Regions from separate parts of the Homo sapiens genome. Here region 1 is linked to region 2. The links are chromatin contacts, found by Hi-C or POLR2A ChIA-PET in ENCODE. All regions are on one chromosome and are shown on one strand. The core of a region is the stretch at or near the end of the contact, and the rest is flanking DNA. Distances in the headings are between cores, read along the strand shown.

Region 1 (7,633 bases), core at 3,218-5,717, 150 kb before region 2:
TTCTGCTTGAATAATTCTGCTACTAAAAGACTCGAGGCTGGGTGTGGTGGCTCACACCTGTAATCCCAGAACTTTGAGAGGCTGAAGCAGATAGATCACTTGAGCCCAGGAGTTCAAGACCAGCCTGGGCAACATAGCAAAACTCTATCTCTACAAAAAATACAAGCCGAGCATGGTGGTACACACCTGTAGTCTCAGCTTCTCAGGGGACTGAGGCAGGAAGACTGCTTGAGCCTGTGAGGCTGAGGCTGTAGTGAGCTGATATCCTGCCACTGCACTCCAGCCTCAGTAACAGAGTATGGCCTTACCTCAAAAAAAAAAAAAACAAACAAAAAAAGATTCTGATGCTTTCTTCAGTATGCTAATTACATTTTTCAGCTCCAGAATTTCTGCTTCTTTTTAATTATTTCGATTTATTTGTTAAGTTTATCTGATAGAATTCTGAATTCCTTCTTTCCATTATCTTGAATTTCTTTGAGTTTCTTCAACATGGCTATTTTGAATTCTGTCTGAAAGGTCTCATATGTCTGTTTCTCTAGGACTGGTCTCTGGTGGTTTCTTTAGTTCATTTGGTGAGGTCATGTTTTCCTGGATGGTGCTGATGCTATAGATATTCTTCACTCTCTGGGCATTGAAGAGTTGGATATTATCAGTCTCCAGTGTCTGGGCTTGTTTGTACTTGTCCTTCTTGGGAAGGCTTTCCAGGTATTTCAAAGGACTTCACTACTGTGATCTAAGCTGTATCTGCTTTAGGGGGCACCTCAAGCCTAGTAACGCTGTGGTTCTTGCTGACTTGTAGAGGTACCACCTTGGTGTTCATGGGTAAGATCCAAGGGAATTCCCTGGATTACCAGGCAGAAACTCTTGTTCTCTTCCCTTACATTCTTTAAACACAAACAGTCTCTCTCTCTGTGCTGAGCTGCCTGGAGCTGGGGGAGGGATTACCCCGAACCCAATAACACTGTAGTTCTCTGAAGTTCTTGCAGACTCTTAGGGGTACCACCTTGATGGTCAAGGACAGCATCTGGGAGAAATTCTCTGGATTACCAGGCAAAGACTCTTGTTCTCTTACCTTACTTTCTCCCAAACAAATGGAATTTCTCTCTCTGTTCTGAGCCACATAAAGCTGGGAGTGGAGTGACAGAAGTACCTCTGTGGCCACCCCCACTATGACTGGACTGGGTTAGAGATGAAGCCAGCATAGCATTGGGTCTCACCCAAGACCTGCTGTAACCACTCCCTGGCTACTGCTTATGTTCACTCAAGGCCCTGGGGCTCTACAATTAGCAGATGGCAAAGCCATCCAGGCGTGTGTCCTTCCCTTCAGGGTGGCGAGTTCCCCCAGGCCCTGGGTAGGTCCAGATGTACAGTCCAGGAGTCAGAGACTAGAGTAAAAAATCTCAGAAGTCTACCTGGTGTTATACTGTATTGCAGCTGAGCTGGCTCTCAAACCGTAAGACACAGTCCTTCCTACTCTTCCCTTTCCTTCCCAAAGGGAGACTAGCCTCACTCTGTAACCACCATCACCACAGGCCACAGGGAGTACTGCCAGACTTCCACGGATGTTTCCTTAAGGCCCACGGCCTCTCAAGTCAGTGTGTGGTGAATGCTGTCTGGGCAGAGACTCAACCGTCAGGGCAGAAGGCTCTACTCTGGACCAGGGCAGGTCAGAAATGCCATTTAGGAGTCAAGTCCTGGAATCAGGAACCCCAAGGGCCCACTTGGTGCTCTACCCCTCTGTGGCCATGCTGGCATCTGAAGCCAGCAAGTCTCAGAGGTTCACCCAAGGTCCTCAACATAGTATCTGGGTATATCTGCTGGTCATTTAGGGCCCAAGGGCTCTTCAGTTAGAAGGTGATGAATACTGCCAGGACTAAGTCCTTCTCAGGGGACTTATCCTTTCTGGCAGTTTATCTGCTCTTGGTCACGACCTCCTAGTCCATCATACACATCTGAATAACTTTCAATCTGAAAGCAGTGAAGAAGGGATCAAGAGGCCCTTCCATCCAGAGTCCCCTTTGTGACTATATACATTTTTTAATGTCTAACTCAGTCATATGGTTTTGCTCTGTGTCCCCACCCAAATCTCATCTTGAATTGTACTCTGATAATTCCCACGTGTTGTGGGAGGGACCCAGTGGGAGATCACTGAATCATGGGGGTGGTTTCTCCCACGCTGTTCTTGTGGTAGTCTCATGAGATCTGATGGTTTTATAAGGAGAAACTCCTTTCGGTTGTCTCTTTTTGCCTGCTGCCATCCACATTAAGATGTGACTTGCTCCTCCTTGCCTTCCACCATGATTGTGAGGCCTCCTCAGCCATGTGGAACTGTAAACCCAATAAACCTCTTTCTTTTATAAATTGCCCAGTCTCAGCTATGTCTTTATTAGCAGTGTGTAAACGGACTAATACACTCAGCATCTAAGGTCCATAAAGCAATCAATATGTGTGTCTGACACACCTTTACCTGTTTACAGGAGCTTAATACGGGTCCTGATTTAGCCAAAATGTCCAAGAACATGTGCATTCAATGTTAGGGGATTCATGGATCCCTTTAGGTAGGATTGCTGGATAAAATACAGGTGTCCAGTTAAATGTGAGTTTCAGATGAACAACAAAGTTTTTTGTTGTTGTTGTTTTCTGAGACAGGGTCTCATTCTGCCACCCAGGCTGGAGTGCAGTGGCATGATCATGGCTCACTCAACATTCTGGGCTCAAGTAATCCTCCTGCCTCAGCCTCCTGAGTAGCTAGGACTACAGGTGCACACCACCACATGTGGCTATTTTTTTTTTGTAGAGATGGGGTCTTGCTATGTTGCCCAGGCTGGTCACAAATAAGTTTTTAGTATAAATATGTCCCCTGCAATATTTGCAGAGATAATAATTATTCTTTTATGTGGGGCAGGGATCCTGATCTTCAAAAGCGCCAGTGTCTAAGAAGTGATGAAGGATTTGCTGAATGAACTGATACACTTGAGTGGCTCCGAAGGCATGAGCAAAACTATTGCACAGAACATACTTACATTTCAAAACCATTTGTTGTTTATCTGACATTAAGATGTGACTGGGCACTTGTAATTTTTTTTTTCTTTTTTTTGAGACGGAGTCTCGCTCTGTTGCCCAGGCTGGAGTGCAGTGGCGCGATCCTGGCTCACTGCAAGCTCCGCCTCCCGGGTTCACGCCATTCTCCTGCCTCAGCCTCCCGAGTAGCTGGGACTACAGGCGCCCGCCACCACGGGCTAATTTTTTGTATTTTTAGTAAAGACGGGGTTTCACCGTGTTAGCCAGGATGGTCTCGATCTCCTGACCTCGTGATCCACCCGCCTCGGCCTCCCAAGTGCTGAGATTACAGGTGTGAGCCACCGCGCCCAGCCTTGTAGTTTTTTACTTGCTAAACTGGCAATCTGATCTTGAGGCCATCCACAGCTTTCCTAGGTTCACAGTATAGAGTAAGAATTTATATAGACTGAAGAAGATTAAGAGTGTTTATTTTTTGTGGAATTATTTAACCACTTAACACTGAAGTACCAGGTGAAGGGTAAATTGAAATAACTCTTTCCACTTCTTTTAGCTCTAAATATCAATCAGGACATTATTATTATGGCTGTTTTCTGGACTTACATCGTTATAGAGTGACTATGAGTTTGATAGTGTCACCAACAATTATGGCCAATAATTTCCATGGTAAATTCCTAGAACAGAAAGATGTTGCATCAAATTCTTGAAATCGCAGACTTAGGAAATTAAGTTACATAAACAGCAGATGTTCAGGCTGAGGAAGGAAAGAAGCTGAAACAAGTACTCCCAATTATTCAACAATCCCTTGAAGCCGCCACTGTAACTCTGGGAATTGAAATACCATTAAGTCCTATCACGGCCACCACTTAGCCTTTTTTCTCTTACTATTATTTGTAATTCCATAATCAAGCTAGTTTTCCTACGAAGTTCTGGGGCAGGAGTTTTCTTTTTTCGGAAATTTCATTTGGATAAAGAAACATGGTCAAAAAGTTACAACGGTGCAAATGGTTATACAAAGAAAAACAAGTCTCTCTTCTATCGTTACCCCTAGTTCCTGGACCGCGGGTTCTTAACTTGGGTTAGGAACTGCAGTCTAAGGGTTTCTAGAGTAATGTGAATTTTCTCAATGCATAATTTTCAATGTACAGATAATTTTGCTCGTTTGTGGGGAGAGGATCCAAACTTTTACCTGAGCCTCAAAAGGGTCCGTGATGCAGAGAACCTGCTGAAGTAACCGATGGCCCCGAGTGACTCGGAACAGGGGGCGCAGATATCCTGTAATAATTTGTCCCCGTGTGAAAAGTCTACCCCTATCCACTCCACTCCACTCCACTCCGGGGCCGCTTGGAAGGGACGCTCTCCGTGGGAGGCATCCAGCTCTTCCTAAGTTTTCCGCCTGCCGCATTCCTCCCCTCCGGCGCGCCGGCGTGCGCTTACGTCATGACGCCGCACACGCAGCCCCGCCCCTGCAGAGATCAGCGCTGGGACGGAACCCGGGTTCCTCTCGAACCGGGATTGTGACGCTTTTGGCCTGGCTGGCCGCTGTTTTCTGTCCCACTTTTTACTCGGGCCTGCGTCCGCTGCCGCCGTCCCTCAGTTTGCCCCCGGAGGAGGCAGGGCGGCCGTGCCTTCTGCCGTGCGCCCGCGTGGCTGCCACCGCCCCTCCGAATCCTCCGGGGCCGCAGAGGGGTTCGCTACGGAGGGAGGTGGGGGCCTTCGGGAGGAGGAGGCGGAGGAGGCGGAGGAGGAGGGAAGGAAGATGGCGGCCGTGGAACTAGAGTGGATCCCAGAGACTCTCTATAACACCGCCATCTCCGCTGTCGTGGACAACTACATCCGCTCCCGCCGAGACATCCGCTCCTTGCCCGAGAACATCCAGTTTGATGTTTACTACAAGGTATGCGCCGTGGGCCTCCTCTCTGCTCTCCTCCAGCAACCCCGGGGGCCGCACCCCCTTCCACGTCTGCGAACCCCCGCAGTTAACCCCTCACCCCTTCCGGCAGACTTGCCTCCCGAAACGTCTGGTGCGGTGTCTGCATTGCCAGTGGAGAAGCACCCCATCTCCCTATGCCCTGTCTCTTAAGCTTTGGGGCCTTGAAGTAATCTTGGGGAGTCTTGCTCCCTGTTGGTGTTCCCTTCTACACAGTGGCCCTCTTGGGTAGGCCTTTTGCGTGGACTTACTCTATCGCGCCCCTGTCCCACCTAGTCCTTTCCTTCTAGCCCGTATCTTCAGGATATTTTCCATCCTCTCCTTCCAATTAAGTGTCAGCATCAGCTGGACTTTTTTCCGTGCTCCTCCCCCCACCCATTCCTACTTTCTCATCTCGCCGCCTTCCTTCCCCGAGTGTTTTGGTGTTTTTGCTTCGTGTTCCTTCGTTTCTCCTTTCTTTTCCCAATTGGGAAGGAGTTAGGGATTATTGGAAATAATCTGTGTGTTTTATTTGCATATTCTTTAAAGCTTTGATTTTTTTGTGGGAGAGGAGGGGCTCTATACTTGAATTAGGGATTTTGTGAAAATGGGAGTGCTGATCAACTGTTTGAAGAGGACAGGGAGAGATCTTTACTGAAAGAAAAAAACACTTTAGATTATGTTCCTGTGTTTGAAAGTTGCAATCTTGCAGCATTCTTAAATCACTCCCCCTCAAAAATCTGAACAGCAAGTCTCCCAAGCCACTCTCCAAGGAGTTTCAAGGGTAAGTGTCCTTAGATGTGGACTATTTTTGCAGTGTTTTCAGAGTGTGGAGAACTTTATGGACTCAGAGCCTGCCCTTTTCTCTCCCCCACATTTGAATGTGAACACTGGATTTATTATTCAGTCTTCCTTGTCTTGAATCCGCGTCGATAACTCCTAGTGTCCAGTAGCCACCCATGCAAAATGTGACTAAAAGTAGAATGTAATTTATTTTTTAGACCTTAAATACTTCCTCTTGATCTGTAAGTTGGCTGGAACAGTGTAAACTGATATTTTAACAGATGTTTATGTTCTTACGTATGTACAGTGTTTTGTGGCAGTTGTTTTATTGGGAAGATTGCCTGCTTTCTCCACCCCTAGATTTTTTTTTTTTTTTTTTTTTTTTTTTCAGAATTAGCAGTTGATGGGCTGCGTTCTACTAAATCCAGCTGCTTTGCACCAATTCTAACAATTAAAGTGGGGTTTCCCCCCTAAATATTTGGAGAAGATTCATTTAGGTCATGCGTATTATTATTTTGGATTTCGAGAAAAAGCTCCCTTTTTTCCTAATCCCTTTGATACATTGATTTACTTTTGTGTATTCTAAGGAAATTTTGTTCATTTAAGATACATTCCTCCCCAGGAAGGACAAATTAGATTTGTCTTTCTCAGCCTGGGAAACTGCAGCTTTGTGTGTGCTCTCTGTCCATTTTATTAAATCATGTGTAATCTTGTACCTCATATGTAATCTCTCAGAGGAAATCATTGGGAATGTAATCCAAGTGTATTTACTAGTTGAATTCGTTCAAAATACTTGAATATCTTTTAGTAACTTTCACTTCTAATTGAAGCTTTTCATTTGAAGATTATTAGTATGAATAGATGGTGCTTTTGTTAGAATTTCTGTTTCACATAGTTCACACAGTTTTAATATTGCTCCTTTTTGGTACACTTTTACTTCTTAATAGTTGTATGCTTATTGGGAGTATGGCACTGTGCTAAGATGAGGGAAGTGTTAAACATGTGCCTGTAACTATGTTGTGCTTTTATGTGTTATTTTGTTTAATCTTCAGAATTAAACTGTGAAGTAGAGTACAGTATAACCTTGCTTTATTGGTGAGAAAGTTAAGTAATTTAATTAAGGTCTCAAACCTGATATTTAGTTCCTGAGTTCCTTGCTCTTTTACTTAGATATCTATCTTAAGATAGTAGATTATTTTAATGAAAGATATTATAACACTAATTTTTTTATTAGCTTCTATGGAAGTGGAGTGAAAGTCAGTCCCAGGACTCTATTCTAATCTTTAATGGAGATGTAAGAAGAAATTATTCTTTTTATTAAAATTTAAAAAAAATAGAGATGGGGTCTCGCTGTTTTGCCCAAGCTGGTCTTGAACTCCTGGGCTCAAGCTATCCTCCTGCCTCAGCCTACTGAGTAGCTGAGACTACAGGCATATGCCACCGCACCTGACTTTTCTTCCTTTTAAACACTATTAGCATATACATATAAGAAACTTTTTTTGTGGAGACAGGATCTTGCTCTGTTGCCCAGGCTGGAGTGCAGTTGTGATCATAGCTCACCGCAACCTTGAACCCCTGGGCTTAAGCAGTCTTTCCATCTCAGCCTCCTGAGTAGCTGGAACTACAGGTGTATGCCACCCATGCCTAGCTAATTTTTTTTTTTTTAATTTTTAGTATAGATGAGGTCTTGATATATTGCCCAGGCTGGAAAAACTTTTTAAAGCAATATAACTGCACACATAAATATAAGATACTCACCCCCTGCCCAACTTGTGAAAATTTTAGGAGGCTTACTGTTTCCAATTTCCAATTTTCTGCACTTTAAAGCCAAGGAGAAACTCATAATTACATCTCTCTTGCAGTCCAAATTTCCATCAGTAGGCATAGTCATAGACAAAATTGGAGTATTTGTGGAATCAAATT
Region 2 (7,265 bases), core at 1,927-4,426:
TTTGATTATTAATACTTTAATACTGTGTTTAAAATTAATATTTATTATTTTTAAAAATCAGCTTCCTTAGGTCGAAGAAACATTAATGTTTAATATTAAGCTATTATTGTAGCTTAGTGTAGTTATAATAAGATACTGGAACTCATGGAAGGGGTTAGATTTTCTTCATCTTAGAAACCGTTACTTTTCATAAAATATATATTGTGCAATTATATATAAAATTATTTAATAATTAGATATACAAATAAAAAATCGGATTATAGTTGGGCTCAGTGGCTCGCATTTGTAATCTCAGCTCCTTGGGAAGCTTAGACTGGAGGATTTCTTGAGTCCAGAAATTTGAGGCTGTAGTGAGCCATGATTGTGCCACTGCATTCCAGCCTGGGCGACAGGAGTGAGACCCCGTCTCTAAAAACAAAAACTAAAAAAAATTAGATTATAATTGGCAAAAGATTGAGTGACAGTGAAAATGCAATGAATATTTTGACTACTATTTTTTGATTACACACATAGGAAGATACAAATTTTTCTGTCTTTCCAAATTAGTTTAGAAATTAAAGATTTGGCCGGGCATAGTGGCTCACCCCTGTAATCCGAGCACTTTGGGAGGCTGAGACAGGCAGATCACCTGAGGTCAAGAGTTTGAGACCACCCTGGCCAACATGGTGAAACCTCGTCTCTACTAAAAATACAATAAAAATTAGCTGGGCATGGTGGCATGCACCTGTAGTCCCAGCTACTTGGGGAGACTGAGGCAGGAGACTCACTTGAACCCAGGAGGCGGAGGTTGCAGTGAGCCAAGATCGTGCCACTGCACTCCAGCCTGAGCGACAGAGCGAGACTCCATCACAAAAACAAACAAACAAACAACAACAAAACACCAGAAAAAGGAAAAATAGTGTTAAGAGATAATTTAGTATGTATTGTTTGTACACTTCATGGGTGTGCATATATGACGTGTTTGGTTTTATAGTGAAAATTCTAACATTCTGCTGTATGGTTTATGGTGCATTGTAGACGTTCCTTTAAGTACTCAATGATAAAGATGAAAATTACTAAGATAGAGAGTAAATCTATATTATATGTAGTCATTTCTCAGTTTGCATAGTAGTATGGGACTGTAAAAATGACCATGCAAGCTGAGACTATTCAAAGGGATCATAGTAATCAGTGGAAAAGATTATGATTGTTCTGTGTGACCTTTAAAATTTTTTGTCAAAACATTAAAAACTCTCTCACAGTTGGTTATAGATATATAGGGTAAGAAGAAGCGTGGTATCCACAGAGAAGGAGGGAGCTTCATAAACAAAGACAAACAGGAATATCAACTACCAGCCACCAACAGCACTTTTGTAAAACTTATTTAAATATTACAAAAAACAATATACAAGATTACTAAGAGATTGGAAGATAAAGGGAGAAAATTTCACTAATGATCTCATCACCAAACACAGCTAATTATTTGCTGTTACTCTTTTTTCAAATTAGTGTTTAGTATTGTTTTAATCATAATGTACATAAAATTTTGTATCTTGCTTTTTCTGAGATGTCTGTTTCTGTCCATGTTATACATACCTATACAGTCATGTGCTGCATGATGATGTTTTGGTTAACGATGGACTGCATACACAACTGTGATCCCATAAGATAATAGTAGAGCTGAAAAATTCCTATTGCCTAGTGACATCGTAGCCATTTACTTGTTTTTGCTTTTTGCTTTTTTTATGTAGTCATTTACTATACTATACCTTTAATCATTATTTTAGAGTATACTCCTTCTATTTATTTAAATAAAAGTTGGCTGAACGTGGTGGCTCCCACCTGTAATCCCAGCATTTTGGGTGGGTTGCTTGAGCCCAGGAGTTTGAGACCAGCCTGGGCAACATGGTGAAAACCTGTCTCTACAAAAAATACAAAAATTAGGCACACGCCTGTGGTCCTAGCTACTCAGGAGGCTGGAGTGGGAGGATCACTTGAGCCTAGGAGGTTCAGGCTGGGGTGAGCCTTGATCACGCCAGTGCACTCTTCCAGCCTGGGAGACAGAGTAAGACTCTGTCTCAAAAAAAAAAAAACAAAACTTAACTGTAACAGCCTTAGGCAAGTCCTTCAGGAGGTATTTCAGAAGAAGGCATTATTGTCATAGAAGATGACAGCTCCATGTGTGTTATTGCCCTGAAGACTTTCCAGTGGGACAATACGTGAAGGTGGAAGACAGTGATATTGATGATCTTGATGCTGTGTAGGCCTAGGCTAAGGTGTGTGTTTATGTCTTTTTTCTTTTTTTTTTGGAGACAGAGTCTCACTCTGTCCCTGAGGCTAGAGTGCAGTGGTGTGATCTCTGCACACTGCAACCTCCGCCTCCCTGGTTCAAGCGATTCTCTTGCCTCAGCCTCCCAAATAGCTGGGATTACAGGTGCATGCCACCACACCCAGCTAATTTTTGTATTTTTAGTAGAGATGGGTTTTGCCATGTTGGCCAGGCTGGTCTTGAACTCCTGACCTCAGGTGATACGCCCACCTCGGCCTCCCAAAGTGTATGTCTTCATTTTTAGCAAGAAAGCTTAAAAAGGAAAATAAAACATGAATAGTAAAAACTTTTTAAATAAAGATATAAAGAAAAAATATTTTTGGACACTGTACAATGTGTTTTAAGGTAAGGGTTATTATAAGAGCCAACAAGTTAAATTTAAAAGTTTATGAAGTAAAAAAGTTACAGTAAGCTGGCTGGGCATGGTGGCTCACGCTTGTAACCCAACACTGTGGGAGGACGAGGCGGGTGGATCATTTGAGGCCAGGAGTTTGAGACCAGCCAGGCTAACATGGTGAAACCCTGTCTCTCCTAAAATATACAAAAATTAGCCGGTTGTGGTGGTGCACGCCTGTAATCCTAGCTACTCAGGAGGCTGAGGCTGAGGCACGAGAATTGCTTGAACCCAGGAGGTGCAGGTTGCAGTGAGCCAAGATCGTGCCACTGCACTCTAGCCTGGGTGTCAAAGCAAGACTTGGTCTCAAAAAAAAAAAAAAAAAATTACAGTAAGCTAAAATTAATTTATTATTGAAGAAAAAATTAGTAAATTTGGTGTAACCGAATTGCACAGTGTTTATAAAATCTACTGCAGTACTCCATGGTAATGTCCTAGGGCTAGGACTTCAACATTGACTCACCCCTAAGTCTCTCACTGACTCACCCAGAACAACTTCTCATCCTGCAAGCTCTATTCATGGTAAGTGCCCTATATAGGTGTACCTTTTTTAAAAAAAGATTTTTAGTTTTGTCTCGAGACAGGGTCTTGTTCAGTCACCCAGGGTAGATTGAAGTGGCGTGATCATGGCTTACTGTAGCCTCGAGCTCCTGGGCTCAAGAGATTGTCTCCCACTTTAGCCTCTAGCTATCCTCCCACCTTAGCCTATAGAGTAGCTGCGACTATGGGTGCATGCCACCATACCTGGCTGATTTTTTTGTTTTTTATGTTTTGTAGAGACCTCGCTATGTTAGCCAGGCTATTCTTGAACTCCTGGGCTCAAGTCTCCTGCCTTGGCCTCCCAGAGCTCTGAGATTACAGATGTGAGTCACCAAGCCCAGCCTAGGTGAACCATTTTTTTGTCTTTTTTTTTTTTTTTTTTTTAGACAGGGTCTCACTCTGTCACCCAGGCTGGAGTGGCATGATCATAGCTCACTGCAGCCTGGACCTCTTGGGCTCAAGGGCTCAAGTTATCCTCCTGCCTCAATGTCTTCAGTAGCTTGGAGGCACATGCCACCAAGCCTGGGAAATTTTTCTTTTTTTTTTTTTAATGTAGAGAACGGGGTCTTACTGTGTTACCCAGACTGGTCTCAAACCCCTGGCCTCAAGTGATTCTCCCACCTCAGTCTTCCAAAGTGCTGGGATTACAGGAGTGAGCCACCGTGCCTGGACTTTTTTTTTTTTTTATCTTTAAGGCTATATTTTTACTATACCTTTTCTATGTTTAGATATGTTTAGATACACAAATACTGTGTTACAGTTGCCTCCAATATTCAGTACAGTAATATGCTGTGTAGGTTTGTAGCCTAGGAGTAATAGGCCATCCCATATAGCCTAGGTGTGTAGTAGTCTATACCATCTAAGTTTGTGTAAGCACGCTGATGTCTGCACAATGATGAAATCACCTAACGATGCATTCCTGTCATTTGTGATGCATAACTGTAGTTTAAAGTGTTAATAGCTTGACCAGGATTTGTTAAATGACAACCAGCTCCTTAATTTTCCTTGGCATTTTCCTTCTCTTAGAGGAGACCACTTTGTATTCTTTTAGTTGATCTTTGGTATTTGGTATTGATTTTTCAGTTTCAGCATTATCTGTTGACTTCCCACTTCTGAGCATGAGAATTTAGTTGTCTCTCCCTTCCTTCCACCTTAGCCACTTCCCCTTCCCCTCTCCCTGTTACTTAATCCTACCGCAATAGTTATATGGTAATTTTAGATAACTGTTAAATGTTTACCTTATGAGCATATGCGTAGGATTCACAGCTGAAATTAGGTAGTAAGTTTTGATTACTTTTCTAGCACAATGTTTGTTTTCCTTGGAGCTGATGACTGATTTTATTTGTGTTTGCTTAGTATTCTAAGTATTTATCACTAATTCAACCCTGAACACTGTCACTTGCCTAAGTCTCCTTTCAAGACTATGAGTTGTTGGCAGTTTATTCTTCTAATGTCTCATGTGGCCTTTTTACTTACATGAAAGGAGCTTGCAGGACTGGTGCTTCATATTGTCAGTCTTTCAGTTTAGCCATCCTGATTGTTGGAAAGTAGTATCTCAATGTGGATTAATCTGCATTTCCTTGACTAAGTGATGTTGAACACCCTTTATATGTGCATGTTGGCCATTTATACATGTGTTTCATTTAATTTTTTTTTTTTTTGAGACAGAATCTTGCTCTGTTGCCCAGGCTGGAGTGCAGTAGTGCAGTCTTGGCTTATTGCAACCTCCACCTCCCAAGTTCAAGCGATTCTCCTGCCTCAGCTTCCTGAGTAGCTGGGATTATATAGGCGTGTGCCACCGCACCTGGCTGATTTTTGTATTTTTAGTAGAGACGGGGTTTCACCACATTGGCCAGGCTGGTCTTGAAATCCTGACCTCAGGTGATCCACCCGCCTTGGCCTCCCAAAGTGCTGGGATTATACGTGTGAGCCACTGCGCCCGGCCATTTAATTTTTTTTTTTTTTTTTTTTTTTTTAATTTTTAGAGACAGAGTCTTCCCCTGTTGCTCAGGCTGAAGTGCAGTGGTGCTCACTGCAGCCTTGGAACTCTTGGGCTCAAGCAATCCTCCTGCCTCTGCCTCTGGAACAGCTGGGACTATGAGTTCACACCACCATACCCAGCTAATTGTTTTTAATTAATTAATTTATTATTTTTATTTTTATTGTAGAGATGGGGGTCTCACTGTGTTGTCTAAGATAGTCTCAACCTCCTGGTCTCAAGCAATCTTCCAGCCTTGGCCTCTCAAAGTGCTGGGATTATAGGCATGAGCCACCATGCCTTGCTACTTTTAATTTTTTTAGAGATGGGATCTTGCTATGTTGCTCAGGCTGGTCCCAAACTCCTGGCCTCAAGAGACACTCTTGCCTCAGCCTCCCAGTTGCTGGGATTACAAGCATTGAGCCACCACAACTTGCTGCTCAAAATGTATTTTTTTCTCTTTTCTTCTTTTTTTTTTTTTTTTTTTGAGACAGTAGCATTTCACTCTGTCACTCAGGCTGGAGTATAGTGGTGTGATCACAACTCACTGTAGCCTCGACCTCTCGGGCTTAAGGGATCCTTCTACCTCAGCCTCCTCCTGAGTGGTTGGGTGGGCACCACCATGCCCAGCTAATTTTTTTTGTATTTTTTTTTGTAGAGGCAGGGTTTTGCCATGTTGCCCATGCTGGTCTTGAACTTCTGACCTCAAGTGATCCTCCCGCCTCGGCCTCCCAAAGTGTTGGGATTACAGGTGTGAGCCATTGCATCCAGCCTCAAATAATTTTTTGAAAGTGGAATCTGAGTGTTAATTTACTAAAACCCTTTCAGCATTTGGTATTATCATTTGCAAAAAATTCTTTGCTAATTGAGTAATCTAAAATGGTAGCTTGTTTTAATTGGTTTTTTTTGGATTGGTGTCAAAGTAGAACCTTTCCCATTTTTGGTAGTTGTATTTCTTCATTATTTTCATTGTCTTTTTGTCCTTTGTTGTTGTCATCATTTTAGTTCTTAAAGATGTGTTTGTTTAAACATTTAAAAAAATTCTTTTTATTTTTATAATTTTTTCTTTTACTTTTCTGGCTAGAGGCTGAGACAGGAGAATTGCTTGAACCCAGGAGGTGGAGGATGCAGTGAGCTGAGATGGGGCCATTGCAATCCAGCCTGGGCAACAAGAGTGAAACTCTGTCTCAAAAAAAAAAAAAATTATTTTGTAGGCTGTGCACGCTGGCTTACACCTGTAATCCCAGGAGTTTGGGAGGCCAAGGTGGGAGGATTACTTGAGGCAGGAGTTCGAGACTAGCCTAGGCAACATAGTGAGACCTTGTCTCTACAAAATCTTTTTTTTAATTAGCTGAGCATGGTAGCAAGTGCATGTAGTCCTAGCTGCTTGAGAGGCTGAGGCAGGAGAATCACTTGAGCCAGGGAGTTCAAGTCTGCAGTGAGTTATGATTACTGCACTCCAGCCTGGGTGACAGCAAGAACCTGTCTCTTAAAAAAAAATCATTGTGTAGAACTTAATAAGTACCTTGAATTTAATCAACTATTTCACTAATTTGCTGCAAGTATTTTCTCCAGTTAGTTTAACATTGCTATTTGTTTTGTATTGCTACTTTTAATGTGTATGAGTTAAAATTTTGTATATGTCAGATCTGCCAATTGTTGTGTTTCTGTTTCACTTCTGAAGTTTTACATTTTTACTCTTACATATATCTGAAAAACAATTCTAATTTATGACTTCATATTTCTAGTGTTTAACTTTTTAAAATTCACCCAAAATTTATCTTGGAGTGTAGTAAAAAGTTAGGATTTTTTTTTTTTTTTTTTTTTTAGGTAGGGGTCTTGCTATGTTGCTTAGGGTGTCTTGAACTTCTGGGTTCAAGTGATCCTCCCACCTCAGCCTCCCAAGTAGCTGGGATTACAGGCAGATGTCACCATGCCTGGCTTAAAAAATATCTTTTGGCCGGGCGCGGTGGCTCACGCCTGTAATCCCAGCACTTTGGGAGGCCGAGGCGGGCGGATCACGAGGTCAGGAGATCGAGACCATC

Evidence for each region. A loop is a pair of places that touch in the nucleus more often than their neighbours do. ChIA-PET counts read pairs that join two places held with the same protein, here RNA polymerase II (POLR2A).
Region 1: POLR2A ChIA-PET joins it to region 2 with 11 read pairs in WTC11. The contact joins the promoter of APPBP2 here to the enhancer-like site in region 2. A Hi-C loop is called at or near these places in 1 of 168 maps with a recorded cell type or tissue (psoas muscle). POLR2A ChIA-PET finds 5 or more read pairs at or near these places in 3 of 52 experiments (WTC11, activated CD4-positive, alpha-beta T cell and activated naive CD8-positive, alpha-beta T cell).

The regions. Positions count from the first base shown.
Region 1 is chr17:60,523,076-60,530,708 of GRCh38, reverse strand. APPBP2 (amyloid beta precursor protein binding protein 2) reads left to right here and starts at 4,467. Exons shown (of 13, transcript NM_006380.5): 1 at 4,467-4,915. The coding sequence starts at 4,778. RefSeq lists a silencer at 4,638-4,777 and enhancers at 4,858-5,127, 4,848-5,556.
Region 2 is chr17:60,369,207-60,376,471 of GRCh38, reverse strand. All of the region lies in intron 1 of USP32 (ubiquitin specific peptidase 32), which reads left to right. Among named protein-coding and RNA genes, the nearest start is that of USP32, 19 kb to the left of the region's middle. Within about 2 kb of position 3,176, at least 4 of the 41 ENCODE cell types and tissues checked have a DNase peak (open chromatin) inside an H3K27ac peak, as active enhancers do.